Linked DNA regions of Mus musculus: region 2 is linked to region 1. The links are chromatin loops, found by intact Hi-C in ENCODE. Cell type or tissue: left cerebral cortex. All regions are shown on one strand.

Evidence for each region. Peaks named below come from ENCODE experiments on the same cell type or tissue, not always from the same donor. Only the 100,000 strongest peaks of a DNase experiment are listed, where the experiment ranks them.
Region 2: it touches region 1 in a loop (7-fold over the local background); 1 of 42 quality-filtered maps calls a loop at or near these places.

What each region holds. Positions count from the first base shown.
Region 1 is chr17:17,372,796-17,375,295 of GRCm38, forward strand. Riok2 (RIO kinase 2) reads left to right here and starts at 1,537. Exons shown (of 10, transcript NM_025934.2): 1 at 1,537-1,875. The coding sequence starts at 1,810. Gm36768 (predicted gene, 36768) reads right to left here and starts at 1,421. Exons shown (of 4, transcript NR_168690.1): 1 at 1,219-1,421; 2 at 379-439. In left cerebral cortex, no CTCF peak of the experiment used is centred here; DNase peaks (open chromatin) are centred at 1,463 and 1,717; H3K4me3 peaks cover 1,603 bases; H3K27ac peaks cover 928 bases.
Region 2 is chr17:17,443,880-17,446,379 of GRCm38, forward strand. It overlaps Lix1 (limb and CNS expressed 1), which reads left to right. Exons shown (of 6, transcript NM_025681.2): 4 at 2,089-2,184. Among named protein-coding and RNA genes, the nearest start is that of Lix1, 42 kb to the left of the region's middle. In left cerebral cortex, no CTCF peak of the experiment used is centred here; no DNase peak of the experiment used is centred here.

The sequences.
Region 1 (2,500 bases):
AAAAGTGGTATCTATATTTGATAAATGGTGAATGGATGAAGAATAGGCTAAGTCAGCTGTGGGTCCAGACCCCTTTGGGAACCCCGTCTCCAAAAAAGTATTTGCATTACATTAAGAATTGTAACAGTAGCAAATTACAGTTATGAAGTAGCAATAAAAAACAATTCTATTGTTGGCAATCACCACAAAATAAACTGTATTAAAGGACCGCTGTACTAGGATGGTTGGGAACCACTGGCTTAAGTCACACTAAGTATGGTGAGAAAGGAAGATTGAATTTAAATCCTTTACTCATAAATGACTTGATTACTAAAAAAACAAACAAACAAACAAAAAACCCACAATATTGAAAAGATGAGAAATCTGGACTGTGATTACCCCAATATTCCAGAACTTGGATCCAAACCCACTCAATTAGTGGTGGCTCTGTGGAGCAATGCTGAAAGGAGACAGAAAGACAGATAATCAAAGCTTCAAACTTTTTGTTTTCACATGTTCTAATGTTAATGTAGAAAGAAAAATTCCATTGTGTACAACGGTCTTAATTAGTTAAGTCCTAATTAGATATGCCTAGAATCCTGTATTCAAGCATACAAGACCCCAAAGACAGGAACATAGAGATGAAAAAGGATTGATCTTTTGTTTCGATTTGATGATTTTAGATTACCAACTACTTTAGCTGGACCGATACGGACACTACAGCCTGCTGTCTGCCCCTATGCTTTATGAAAGAGCTTACTCCAGGAAGATACTCAGCACCACTCTCCAAAAGGAGGAAATGAATACATTGTTTCTTGGAAACTGGAAGGAGTGGAGTATGGAAGGAACACGAAGGTATCTTAATCTGAGTCCTTAAAGTTTGCACATACCTCAAAAAAAAAAAAAAAAAAGTTACACACCAGTCGTTGGCAATCTCTCAAGTATAAAGCAGATCATAACACTGGACACTTATAGCGCCCAAGCTTAACCTAAGAGCTGACCAGAGAAGATCTGCAGCTTAAAGGACTGAAATATAGATAATTCGTGAAATGAGAAACACAGGTACTGAATATCACATGAGTCACACTTGTTACTATGCTGCTGCTGTCGGGATGAAGGTACGGTAATAAAAGTCTTTGTCTTGGGTACATTGTCTTGTTAAGCCTCCCAAATGCTCCTGGACCCAAGAAACATTGAGGTGCGCGCTTTCTTTGGAAGCGAGCACTGGATAGTACGTACAGAAGCTCCTCCTAACCCGTCCTGGGATCAGCGTCCCAGGCCAGCGGGGCAGCTCCTAACCCGGCCCTCCTCCGCCGGACAGGGGTGGGGCTGCCGAGAGACAGCGCGTGCGGCTCTGTGGCCACCCTTTCAGTGGTTTTGCTGGCCTCCGGTCTCGCTTACTCATTTCCCTCCCTGACTTTACAGTGCACAGTTGCTGCACTAAAAGTGGGCGTGGCTCGGAACGAATAAAACACGCCCCTCTCGTGACGTAAGCACTGTTGCATGCGGAAGTCCGGCCTTAATTCCAATCAGGTCCTAGCAGCTCTGAAAAGTAACGTGGCATACTATGTAAAACATTTGCAACTTGCCAAATCAGTCAAACGTAAATTATTTATTTAGGGGCTGAAAAATCACTTCTGCCTGATTTTTAGCTACAAAAACGAGAAAAAAATAGCATTTTTCTACTGCTTCTTGAGCACGTGTTCTTACCTAGCGATAAGCACCTTAAATACAGGGCGCGTGCGCGGGCAGGTCGCCGCCGAAAGCCTGCGAGATTACCCAGCAACTTTGCGTCTTCCCAGAGAGCGTCCGTGGTGGAACTGGGCAAGCATGGGGAAGGTGAATGTAGCCAAGCTTAGGTACATGAGCCGCGATGACTTCAGAGTTCTGACTGCGGTAAGGAGTACACCTTTCTTGCTTATCCATTCGGTGACGTCCTCCTCCTGCTATTCTAAGGTCGCTGGGAGCTGAGTGAGGGCTCTCTGATTTGTGGATTGTTTGCCGAGGCTGGGATCTGGGTAAAGGGCACCAAGGTCTGATTTTCATGAAGCTTTGTGAAAAAAAGAACTATCTTTTACTAAACATGGTTCTTCCTTTCAGCTTCTTTTGCTGCAGATGTGCTTACGTCTCTGTGGCCCGGGAAATTTCATTGATCTTTGGCTTCCAAACTAGGGGAGGGTGGGAGTTAAGTCCTCTAATAGACTCAGACACTTAATGTTAAAAAAAAAAAGTCAGCTTTCTCTATCAAATATAACAGCAGAGTGCAAAACAAAGGAGGAAAGGAGATGCCTCTTAGTCGACCAGCAAATCAATATGTTAACAATGTAGTCAGATAGTAAGTACCGTGAAGGTAACAAAGGATAAAGAAATAGAAAGTAGCCACGTGTTGGAAGGATACTGTCTTTGAGTTTTACAGTGATGGAGACAGAATCCAAGAATCTTGTCTTTACTGTTAATCGAACTACAAAGTTTGTCCCCACCCCCCGAACCAATGAATCTTAACTGCCGGAGAAAAAAGTGT
Region 2 (2,500 bases), 71 kb after region 1:
CAAATTTCTCATTTCAACAATGTGGAGGTTAGATTTTGTCCAGTGACTTACTAACATTTAGCAAAATAAACCTTAGGTTGAAACTCATGAAGGTGGAGCTAGCTGCTCATTGTGCATTTTGCCAATACTCTTGACAAGCCAGGATCAAAAACGATCAAGATTCGGGGTGAGGAATGTCACATGATTACACTGATTCCAATGGTCCAAGAATGTAGGCAATGGAAGAAAGATTTATAATCGAATGACAAACCAGTTCTAATTTTCCCCAAATTGAACTAATCATGCTAATTATGTGAAGTCCCTACTGTAAATGCTAATTTCCCAGCTAGCATGCAGGTTTGCAATTTATAGTACTAAAATACTGTGGGCTGCTTAGACAGCTCTATGTGTTAGAATAATCATGGTTCCTAGGTGTTCACCTTCTCCGGTAAGTGTTGAAAGTTTCTGTGACAGGTACAATTAAATGCTTTGAGAGAAAAAAAAAATGACATAACAAAATGGGTCTTAGAAATTTAAATAGGGAACTCTCTCAGCCATCTATGGCTGGATATTTACGTGTTCAGTAAATGGTGGAGAGTTCCTGCCCACTATCTCCACTTGTAAGCCACAGAGGAAACCTGAGCCCCACCTACAGCAGATGTTTTTCTGTGTGTGCTCAAGGGCAGGAGCTTGAACTATAGAAGAACAAACTTTGTCACCTTTCTCATTCTCCCTTTATCTCCTCTTCTCCACTCACCCCTACCCCTCACCCTTCCACCCCCTCCTCTCTCAGACAGGGTCTTACAACTTAGTCCTGGCTGTCCTCGAACTCACTATGTAGACTAGTCTGGCCTGGACCTCACAGGAATCTGCCTGCTACTGCCTCCTGAGGGCTGGAATTAAAGGCCATTGTGTGACCACATCCCCCACTCCCTTTTGTTGCCTTGAATTGACAGACTCTGTTTTTACAGGGCAGCTGCTGCCCTGCCAAAGGAGATGATCAGACTATTAGGGACTCTTTCCCCTTATGAAGTGCTCTTATCACTTAGAGGAGAGATGGGCCTGCAGGACAGTAGGGCTGGTAGGCTGGCTGGGAGAAAGTGGAGAGTTCTGCACTCTATCTGGTCTGAAGAGAAAAGGAAGCCTTTATTTTCTGACCCTGTAAATTTCAAGTGCCTTTGAGGAAGAGAAGTTAGGAAAATGATGCCTGATTTATATACACGTGGAATTTACTTAGGAACAGGAAAGGGCTCTCAATGTAAATGCAATTTGTCATTTTTCATGGAAATTTCTAAAGAGCAAGAATATATATGGCTTGCAGACCTCTGGATGGATTTCCCCTAGGATTTCTAAAAGGCCAACATAAATATTTCAGAAGCACTGTGTTAATGTTATTGCATGCAAAGCTATACATTTACTGCTGTCTGACGCTGACAGTTGTTTGTTCAGTCTCAGAACCTTGCTATCGCCCACCATCCTGGGACTCGAAGGCCATGGGGTAGAGGGAGACCTCAGAAGGAGGTCTGAATGCCATTTCAGAGAGCTTGTGTTTGCTGCTTGGTGCCGTTCCCTACAAGAAAGCTGAAAACGAACTTCATTTCTACCTGTCGCCTACCTTGATTCTTAAATATTAAGTGGTCTGAGTATAAAAAATATAAACCAACAGACGCCCAACAGTAGCGTATTATGAAAAGTTTCCTTTAAGAGACATGCGGGAAGAAAGGAAGGGGCCATACAACTGCACTTAAGTTCTATTGTAGAGTCTTGCCTGATTATCCTTGAAATCAGGGTAAGGTCAATGTTTCAAGGTTTCAGTAACTCCCAGTGACAACCATACAGAGCAGACACAAAAGCATCAAATTATATAGCAAATATACAGGAATTCCTACTTTGGAATCATTGTCCTATCAGCAGCTACACAAAGTGCTACCATTTTAAGCAAAAGCCACATTCAAGCTGACTCTGAAACACTCTTTACTGGAGTCATGTGAGACTCCAAGAGCAACTGCAAATCAACCTCTTTAGGGCAATAATAGGATTAGGTCCTGGTCCTTTAAAGAAGGGAAGAAATTATCAGTGATCGTTTCTTTGTTTTCTTTCCTTCCCAAGGGCACGTTAGATGATGCGGATGACCCAAGCACAAGTGTGGGAGCCTATCACTACATGCTGGAGTCAAACATGGGGAAGACTATGCTGGAGTTTCAGGTGCCTGACTCGCTGCCACTTATTTGTTTGATGCTCTAATCTGGAAACTTGGGAGATGTGCAACTCTTTTCATCTTATTTCTTTACTTTTACTAAGTGTGTCTCTGTGTGTCTCTACGCGCGCGTGTGTACATAAATTGAGGTTCTTGTGGAGGGTAGAGCATCAGATCTCTCTGGAGCTGGAGTTAAAGGACACATACGTAGCTACTGAGTCATTTCTCCAGCCCCAAGACATGCAACTCTTATCACTAGCCCTTCTTTTCCAACGGTCTGCTTGTAAATAATTCGCTCTTTTAGAATCCAGCATGGTAACTTCT